Regions from separate parts of the Homo sapiens genome. Here region 2 is linked to region 1. Evidence: chromatin loops called from intact Hi-C (ENCODE). Cell type or tissue: CD14-positive monocyte. All regions are shown on one strand.

The links. A loop is a pair of places that touch in the nucleus more often than their neighbours do. Peaks named below come from ENCODE experiments on the same cell type or tissue, not always from the same donor. Only the 100,000 strongest peaks of a DNase experiment are listed, where the experiment ranks them.
Region 2: a loop joins it to region 1, with 4 times the contacts of the local background. A loop is called at or near these places in 2 of 110 quality-filtered maps.

Annotation. Positions count from the first base shown.
Region 1 is chr19:47,277,792-47,282,791 of GRCh38, forward strand. No RefSeq gene overlaps it. Among named protein-coding and RNA genes, the nearest start is that of INAFM1, 5.4 kb to the left of the region's middle. RefSeq lists a cis regulatory region at 605-742. In CD14-positive monocyte, a CTCF peak has its summit at 2,623 (motif pointing right); a DNase peak (open chromatin) is centred at 2,620.
Region 2 is chr19:47,741,646-47,746,645 of GRCh38, forward strand. It overlaps EHD2 (EH domain containing 2), which reads left to right. Exons shown (of 6, transcript NM_014601.4): 6 at 1-1,489. It overlaps NOP53 (NOP53 ribosome biogenesis factor), which reads left to right and starts at 3,901. Exons shown (of 13, transcript NM_015710.5): 1 at 3,901-4,138. The coding sequence starts at 3,915. RefSeq lists a silencer at 2,110-2,219 and enhancers at 3,784-4,173, 4,594-5,000. In CD14-positive monocyte, CTCF peaks have their summits at 2,167 (motif pointing left) and 2,378; DNase peaks (open chromatin) are centred at 1,926 and 3,846; H3K4me3 peaks cover 2,998 bases; H3K27ac peaks cover 2,512 bases.

The sequences.
Region 1 (5,000 bases):
GTCCCTCAGGGTTTAAAAGCCCCAGCTGGGATCCTCTGGGGATAGCAAGTCAGTCCAAAGCCCTGGCCACCAGCAAATGGTGAGTTTGAGGGAGGGGCCTCTCCATTTCGGTTCCCACTGGCCCCCCTCTCTTTGGTTTTCATCTCTCTTCTCCCAGCCCCATTTTTTCCTACTCTTTCGTTTCCTTGTTGCTGTGTGTCCTGGCTCTTTTCTCTTTCTGTGTTTGTCTCTCTGCGTCTCAGTCTTTCTGTGTCCTGTTTATCTCTCTGGTGTCTCTTGGTATTGTTTCTCTCTCCCACTCTGTATGTCTCTGACTCATTCTGCTCATTCTGTGTCCTCCCTATTGCTCTCTGTCCCCAGCTCGTTCTTTTTTTTTTTTTTTTTTTTTTAGATGGAGTCTTGCTCTATTACCCAGGCTGGAGTGCAGTGGCGGTGGGATTACAGGCGCCCACCACCATGCCCGTATAATTTTTGTATTTTTAATAGAGAGAGGGTTTCACCAGAGTGGCCAGGCTAGTCTTGAACTCCTGACCTCAAGTGAGCTTCCCGCCTCGGCCTCCCAAAGTGCTGGGATTACAGGCGTGAGACACTGTGCCCAGCCCCAGCTGATTCTCTTTCTTCTCTCCTCCACACTTATCTTACCCCAACACTTTCTTCCACCTTGCTCCCCTTCCCCTGCCCCCGCACCCCACAGCTTCCAGGTCCCTAGTCTCAGTGTCCCCTGTCTCCTTCCCTTTATCTCTTCCTTTTCTCCTCCTATTTCTCTTGGTTTCTCTTTTGGTCTCCATTGTTTAATCTTCCTTTTAACAAATATTTTTTGAGGCTGGGCACAGTGGTTCTTGCTTGTAATCTCAGCACTTTGGGAGGCCAAAGCCAGAGGATCACTTGAGGCCAGAAGTTAGAGACCAGTCTGTGTAACACAGCAAGACTTCATCTGGACAAAAAATTAAAAAATTAGCTGGGTGTGGTGGTGCATGCCTGTAGTCCCAACTACTCAGGAGGCTGAGAGGAGAGGATTGCTTGAGTCCAGGAGGTCGAGGCTGCAGTGAGCTATGATTGCACTACTTCACTCCAGCCTGGGAAACAGCAAGATCCTGTCTCTAAAAAACTAAAAAAACAACCCACCCAAAACCCACAATTATTTTTTGAGCATCTGCTGTGTGCCAAAGCTTATTTTAAACACTGGAGACACAGGAGTGAATAAAACAGGCAAAAATTCCTGCTCTCGGCTGGGCGTGATGGCTCATGCCTGTAACCCCAGCACTTTGGGAGGCCAAAGCAGGAGGATCACTTGAGGTCATGAGTTTGCGACCATCCTGAACAACATAGTGAGATCCTGTCTCTACAAAAAATACAAAAATTAGCCGGGCATGGTGGTGCATGCCTTGTAGTCCCAGCTACTCGGGAGGCTGAGGTGAGAGGATTGCTTGGAGGTCAAGGTTGCAGTGAGCTGTGACTGTACCACCGCACTCCAGCCTGGGCAAGAGAGCAAGACCCTGTCTCAAAAAAAAAAAAATTCCTGCTCTCAATGGAACTGAATATTAGTGGGAACACAGACAAGAAATTCAGTTAATAGCCGGGTGCGGTGGCTCATGCCTGTAATCCCAGCACTTTGAGAGACCTAGGAGGGCGGATCACCTGAAGTCAGGAGTTCCAGACCAGCCTGGCCAACATGGTGAAACCCCGTCTCTACTAAAAATACAAAAATTAGTTGGGCGTGGTGGTGGGTGCCTGTAATCACATCTACTTGGGAGGCTGAGGCAGGAGAATTGCTTGAATCCAGGATGGGGAAGTTGCAGTGAGCCAAGGTTGCACCACTACATTCCAGCCTGGGTGACAGAGTGAGACTCTGTCTCAAAGAAAAAAAAAAAAAATTCCTGTTCTTAATGGAACTAAATATTAGCGGGGACAAAGACAAGAAATGTGATTCATAACTTTGAGTGAAAGCAGGGTAAGGGTGATGGGGATGATGGAGGGTGTGGTTACTGGGTAGAAGCCCAAGACTGGTGAGGGTGAGGCTGGCAGGTCTCTGGGGGCTGAGGGAACAGTAAGTGCAAAAACCTTCGGGGTGGTGTGCCTGGCTTGTTGAAGGAATAGCGAAGAGGCCAGAGTGGCTGAAGCAAGAGGGAGTGGGGAGAGCAAGAGGAGGAGGTGAGGCAAGAGAGGACAGGCAGCTTGATCAGGGCCTCATGGACCACAGAATGCAATTTTTTTTTTTTTTTTGAGACAGTCTTACTCTGTCACCTAGGCTGGAGTGCAGTGGCGCGATCTCGGCTCACTGCAACCTTCATCTCCCTGGTTCAAGTGATTCTCTCGAGTCTCAGCCTCCTGAGTAGTTGGGATTTCAGGCACGTGCCACCACACCCAGGTAATTTTTGTATTTTTAGTAGAGACAGGGTTTCGCCATGTTGCTAAAGCTGGTCTCAAACTCCTAACCTCAAGTGATCCACCCGCCTCAGCCTCCCAGAGTGCGGGGATTGCAGGCGTGAGCCACTGTGCCCGGCCACAATGTGCACTTTGGATGAGGTGGGAGCCATGGGAGGCTTCTGAGGTGAGGAGGGTGTGCGCTGATTCAGATCTCAAGACCTTCTGACTGCGATGTGGAGAATGGACTGCAGGGGGCGATGGTGGAAGCCAGGAGCCCAATGAGGACACCACCGCCCTGGTTCAGGTGAGAGACCATGGTGGCTGTGCTAGAGTGTTGGCTGGGGAGGAGGGGAGAAGTGGTCAAAAATCCGTGTGTGGGCTGGGTGCAGAGGCTCACACCTGCGATCACCTCCCAGCACCCTGGGAGGCCAAGGCAGGAATATCACTTGGGCCCAGGCGTTCAAGCCCAACCTGGGCAACATAGTGAGACCCCGTCTCTACAAAATAAAAATAAACTTTTTTTTTTAAAATGAAAAAAGTAAAAGCAAGGCATGGTGGCTCATACCTGCAATCCCAGCATTTTGGGAGGCTGAGGCTGGAGAAATGTTTGAGCTCAGGAGTTCAAGACTAGCCTGGGCAACATAGCGAGACCCCATCTGTACACTAAATAAAAAATCAGCCAGGCGTGATGGCTTGTGCCTGTAGTCCCAGCTATTCTGGAGGCTGAGGCAGGAGGATTGCTTGAGTTAAGGAGTTGAGGCTGCAGTGAGCTGTGATTGTATCACTGCACTCCAGTCTGGGTGACAGAGTGAGACCTTGTCTCAAAAAAAAAAAAGTGTGTGTGTTGTGTGTGTATACTGATAAAAATACACATAGCATAAAGGTTACCATTTTAATCATCTTACCATCTTTTTTTTTTTTTTTGAGACAGAGTCTTGCTCTGCCACCCAGGCTGGAGTGCAGTGGGGCGATCTCTGCTCACTGCAACCTCCACCTCCCAGGTTCAAGTGATTCTCCTGCCTCAGCCTCCTAAGTAGCTGGGATTACAGGTATGTGCCACCATGCCCGGTTAATTTTTGTATTTTTAGTAGAGACGAGGCTTCACCATATTGGCCAGGCTGGTCTCAAACTCCTGACCTCAGGTGATCCACTGCCTCGGCCTCCCAAAGTGCTGGGATTACAGGCATGAGCCACTGTGCCTGGCCCATTTTAACTGCTTTAAAGTGCACAGTTTCGTGGCACTAAGTACATTTACAGTGTTGTGCAACCATCACCACCATTCATCTTTAAAATGTTTTCGTCTTCCCAAAATGAAACCCCGTACCCATTAAACACCATCTCCCCATTCCCCCTCCCCTCAGCCCCTGGCGAGCACTCATCTACTTTCTGTCTATATAAATATGCCTGTTCTGGACATTTTATATAAAAGCAATCATAACATACAGGGCCTTTTGTGTCTGGCTTATTTCACTTGAGTCATGTTTTCTTTTCTTTTTTTTTTTTTTGAGATGGAGTCTCGCTCTGTCGCCCAGGCTGGAGTGCAGTGGCGCAATCTCGGCTCACTGTAAGCTCTGCCTCCCGGGTTGATGCCATTCTCCTGCCTCAGCCTCCTGAGTAGCTGGGCCTACAGGTGCTGGCGACCACGCCCGGCTAATTTTTTGTGTTTTTAGTAGAAACGAGGTTTCACTGTGTTAGCCAGGATGGTCTTGATCTCCTGACCTGGTGATCCGCCCGCCTTGGCCTCCCAAAGTGTTGGGATTACAGGCGTGAGCCACCGCACCACCGCACCCGGCCGCAGCGTCCTGTTGTCAAGGCTTTTCTGGGTGAAAGCAAGTATCAGTGCTTCATTCCTTGTTTTTTTTTTTCTTTTTTCTTTTTTGAGACGGAGTGTTGCTCTGTCACCAGGCTGGAGTGCAGTGGTGCAATCTCGGCTTACTGCAACCTCTGCCTCCCAGGTTCAAGTGATTCTTCTGCCTCAGCTTCCCTAGTAGCTGAGACTACAGGCGCATGCCACCACGCCCAGCTAGTTTTTTTGTGTGTTTTTAGTAGAGACGGGGTTTCACCATGTTAGCCAGGCTGGTCTCAATCTCTTGACCTCAAGATCCACCTGCCTCGGCCTCCCAAAGTGCTGGGATTACAGGGGTGAGCCACCGTGCCCGCCTGCTTCATTCCTTTTTATGGCTAAATAACATTCCATTGGCCGGGCGCAGTGGCTCATGCCTGTAATTCCAGCACTTTGGGAGGCCGAGGTGCGTGGATCACCTGAGGTCAGAAGTTCAAGACCAGCCTGGCCAACATGGTGAAACCCAGTATCTACTAAAAACACAAAAATTAGCCAGGTGTAATGGTGCACACCTGTAATCCCAGCTATTCAGGAAGCTGAGACAGGAGAATTGCTTGAACCAGGAGGTGTAGGTTGCAGTGAGCTGAGATCGCACCACTGCACTCCAGCCTGGGCGACAGAGTGAGACTCTGTCTCCAAAAAAAATTTCCATTGTATGGATAGGCCACATTTTGCACATTTTGTTTATCCGTTCATTTGTTGATAGACAGTTGGGTTGCTTCCACCTTCTGGCTATTGTGAATAGTGCTGCTGTGAGCATGCATGTACAATATTTTGTTTGAACTTTTTT
Region 2 (5,000 bases), 460 kb after region 1:
AGCCTCACGTTCACTTAGGCACATCACACACACACTGGCACACGCAGGCATCCATCCATCCGTCATTCATTCAAATATTTATTGAGCACCTACTATGTGCCCAGCCCTGTTCTAGGCACTGGGCATTACCATAGAGAACAAAATAGACAAATACATCTGCCCTCATGGAAGGTGACGTTCCCAGGAGAGGGCACCTACACAGTCACGCAAACACACACTAATTCCTGGCAGGGCCCCCAGCCCCTCCCCTGGCTGAGCAGCCCTGTGGCTGAAATGACTAGCAGATAAACAGACCCCCTTCTGCTCCGCTTCCTCCTGCCCAGCCAGGCAACACCCTCAACCGGCTCCATCACATCCTCAGGTCTCGGGACCATGGGGGGCTCAGAGGGGAGACACACCTACTGCTTCCTCAGATGGGCCCCTCCGCAGCCCCTTCCCTTGCTCGGGGAAAGCCCCCAATTCTGCCCACACCCATTTATTTCCTTCCTTCCTTCCTTCTTTTCTTTCCTTCCTTCCTTCTTTTTTGTTTTTGCCCCCAATTCTGCCCATACCCATTTCTTTCTTTCCTTCCTTCCTTCTTTTTTGTTTTTGCCCCCAGTTCTGTCCACACCCCTTCCCTTTCCTGTCCTGTCCTTTCTTTCTTTTTTGATAGAATCTTGCTCTGTCGCCCAGGCTGGAGTGCAGTGGTGAGATCTCAGCTCACTGCAACCTCCACCTCCTGGGTTGAAGTGATTCTCGTGCCTCAGCCTCCTGAGTAGCTGGGACTGCAGGCACGCGCCACCACGCCCAGCTAATTTTTGTATTTGAGTAGAGACGGGGTTTCACCATGTTGGCCAGGCTGGTCTCGAACTCCGCATCTCAGGTGATCTGCTCGCCTTGGCCTCCCAAAGTGATGGGATTACAGGCATGAGCCACCGTGCCCGGCTTCACACCCATTTCTTTAAAAAGGATCCCGTAGCAGGCAGAAAAGCCCCTTCCATCCTGCTCCTCTGATACTGTGCCCCCTTGGAGATATTTCCGTCCTCCACCCACGTGTCTGTGGCTGGAACTGCCCAGCCTGCTCCTGGCCCCCTGGAAGCCTCCCCACAGCTGGTAATCTGGACTTAAGGATTGCTGGGCCACCGCCTCTCTGCCTACCACCATTCCATATTTAAGTGGAGCCCCTACGTAGAAAGGCCCCGGGGCTTTATTTTAGTCTCCTTTTCAGGGATGTCGTGGGCGGGGGAGGGGGTTCTTGGTGCTACAGCCCTCTCCCCACCCCTAAAGGGACGCCGACGCTGTTTGCTGCCTTCACCACATATTAGTGCTTGACCCTGGCAGGGGACCCCATGGAAAAGATGGGGAAGAGCAAAATACATGGAGACGACGCACCCTCCAGGATGCTCGCTGGGATTCCCACGCCCACCACTGTCCCCCACCCCATGGCTGGGAGGGGCCTCTGAACGGAACAGTGTCCCCACAGAGCGAATAAAGCCAAGGCTTCTTCCCATGTGGCAGTGAGGCTGGCTTGGGACAGGGATCGCCCGCCCTCCCCCAGGGAAAGAGAGACCTGGGCAGGATTTGGGGTGGGGGGAGGCCCCCTTCCGTGCTCTCAGGGGCGGGGTGGAGTCCGTGACTCAATGCAGCGAGGCCTGGTGACTCAGGCCTGGGCTGGGGGCCAGAACGGCATATTTTCCGAGGAAAAGTGACTCTGGGGCCCTCCCCCCGGGACATCCCTTCCTCCCACCTCCCGCGGCGGGGGCCTGGGAACCAAGCCCTGGGGCGCGCGCGGGGTGTGTGTGTGTGTGTGTGTGTGTGTGTGTGTGTGTGTGTATTCGGGCACGAAGTGCTCTCCCAGCTCCCGCCCTGCCCGGCAACGTGCCCTTGCACAACCTGGGTACATAACTCCCGACGCGTAACACCAGGAACACGCTGGTTTCTGGTTGGGGAAGTGGTGACCTTGCCCACACGGGCTGCCAGGAGTGTGCGCGCGCTCACGCACCGGGGACTCTTGGCCAGAGCTGGGCAGCGCACCGTGCGCGCCGAGTCCCGCGCACTCACATCCAGGCCACACCCACGGCGTCCCGGGACACGCTGGCCGCGCACTCATCCCGCCCACGCGGGCCCAGTTTCGCGGCTCGCGGCGCCCCCTGGCGGACGCTCAGAAAACAGATAGGCTGTGGTCGCCAAAATCCCTGCCCAGGTGATTCGGCGCTCAGGTCTCGGGGCTGCGATCCAGGGCCTGTCACCTTTAGGGCCTGTCACCTTTCCAACGCTCTGCGCAAGGATCCAGTTGAATTTCGCTGTGTGACCATGCGTGTGTCGCCTGCCCTCTCTGTGCCTTTTTCCTTTATGAGTCCAGAGTGGCTTTTATGAGGCCTGGATTCCTTTGATTTGATTGTTTTGTTTTTGAGACAGGGTCTTGCTCTGTCACCCAGGCTGGAGTGCAATGGTGCAATCACGGCTCACTGCACCCTCCAACTCCTGGGCTCAAGCGATCCTCCCACCTCAGCCTCCCGAGTACCTGGGACTACAGGCGCACACCATCACGCCTGGCTAATTTTTAAATTTTTGGCAGACACAGGATCTCACTATGTTGCCCAGGCTGGTCTTGAATTCCTGGGCTCAAGCGATCCTCCTGCATCGGCCTCCCAAAGTGCTGGGATTAGAGGCGTGAATCACCACGCCCTGCCATGGATCCCTTTGAATGGCTGCCAGGGCCCAAGAGCCTCTGAGCTTCCTTCCTTATTTGTAAATGACAAAGATGAGTTGATTCTAAGATGAAGCCTCAGAGGGCAAGGCAGTAACAATAGCTAACACTCAGATGCCAGACGCAGCCTTAAGCGCTTTACATATGTTTAATCTTCTGCATGACTTATGACGCAGATGTACTGTTATCATCTTTATTTTACAGATGAGGAAACTGAGGCACAGTGAAGTAGCCCGCTCAAGATGAATGATTCTGAGTCTGCACTTCTAGGGTCCTAAAAGTGTATGTTTCTAACATTCCTCTAATGTTCTGTGCTTCCAACTTTGATATTCCGAAAGTTACTTGATTTCTAAGATCCTAGGATTGGAACATTTGAGAGGACAAAACTTCTGAGATTGGAATGTGTGTTGTGCGGAATCTGCCACTGACGGTTCTGACTTTCTAAGAAAACGAGATTAAAAAATAATCAGGCCGAGCATGGTGGCTCACATCTGTAATCCTAGCATTTTCGGAGGCTGAGGAGGGAGAATCACTTGAGCCCAGGGGTTCAAGACCAGCCTGGACAACATAGTGAGACCTTTGTCTCTTAAAAAAAAACACACACACATCAGTTTGGACCGGGAGTGGTGGTGTGAGCCTGTAATCCCAGCGCTTTGGGAGGCCTAGGAAGGAGGATCACTTGAAACCAGATGTTTGAGACCAGCCTGGGCAACATGGGGAGGCTCCATTTCTACAAAAAATAAAAATAAAAAATTAGCCAGGTGCGGATGCACCCTTCTGTGGTCGCAGCTACTCGGGAGGCTGAGGTAGGAGAATCCCTGAGCTTAGGAGTTGGAGGCTGCAGTGAGCCATTACCCTTCCACTGCACTCCAGCCTGGGGGCAACAAAGTGAGACCTTATCTATTAAAGAAAAAAATCAGTTTGAGCAAAGACCCCAGGCGGCCGGGAAAGGTGTTCGCTTAAGGGCGAAAGCTAAGAACCTGCAACCTTCCCGTCTCTTTCCTACCACCCGCCGCCGTTAGGAATCTTCAGATCCCGCTGTAAAGAATGGAGGAAGGAGGAGCCATTTATCCTTTACCAAGATGGCAGCCTCCTGGCAACTCCAGTCACTTTATAAATATGGCTGCCACAGGAAGTACGTCACGGAAGAGGGTGGGAAATCTGCGCGCGCACGCTGCAAAGGGGCTTTTTGGGACGCCAGTGGCTGAGTTCTTCCTTTGACAAGATGGCGGCAGGAGGCAGTGGCGTTGGTGGGAAGCGCAGCTCGAAAAGCGATGCCGATTCTGGTTTCCTGGGGCTGCGGCCCACTTCGGTGGACCCAGCGCTGAGGCGGCGGCGGCGAGGCCCAAGAAATAAGAAGCGGGGCTGGCGGCGGCTTGCTCAGGAGCCGCTGGGGCTGGAGGTTGACCAGTTCCTGGAAGACGTGCGGCTACAGGAGCGCACGAGCGGGTACGTTGGGCGGGACTTCCGGGAGGTGGGACGGTTCCTGCGCCCAGGTGCAAGGCCAGGCGTGCTTGCGTGGACTCGTCGGGGGTCGGGGGTCGGGGGTCGGGGGTTGGGGGCTCCTGTCCCGGGGACCGCCGAGGAAATGGAGAGCATGGGCAGGGGACTCAGCATGGGAAGCTGGAGAGCTTGATAGAGTTACCAGATTTAGCAGATAAATATACAGGACGCTCAATTAAATTTGGATTTTAGGTAAACAATGAATAATTTTTAGCATAAATACGTTCCATGCATCCACCTTAGCTTGCTGTTTTCTAAATATGTGTGTGTGTGTATGTATATATGTGTGTGTATATATATGTGTATATGTGTGTATATATATATGTGTATATGTGTGTGTGTATATATATGTATATATATATGTTTTTCAGACGGAGTCTCGCTCTATCGCCCAGGCTGGAGTAGGCGCGATCTCAGCTCACCGCAACCTCCGCCTCCCAGGCTCAAGCGATTCTCCTGCCTCAGCTCCTTAGTAGCTGGGATTACAGGCGGGCGCCACCACGCTCGGCTATTTTTCTTTTCTTTTCTTTTTTCTTTTTTTTTTGAGACGGAGTCTTTCTCTGTAGTCCAGGCTGGAGTGCAATGGCACGATCTCGGCTCACTGCAACCTCTGCCTCCTGGGTTCAAGTGATTCTCCTGCTTCAGCCTCCCAAGTAGCTGGGATTACAGGCATGCACCACCACGTCCGGCTAATTTTTGTATTTTTAGTAGAGACAGGGTTTTGCCATGTTACAGGCCAGGCTGGTCTTGAACTCCTGACCTTAGGTGATCCACCCGCCCCGGCCCCCTAAGGTGCTAAGATTACAGG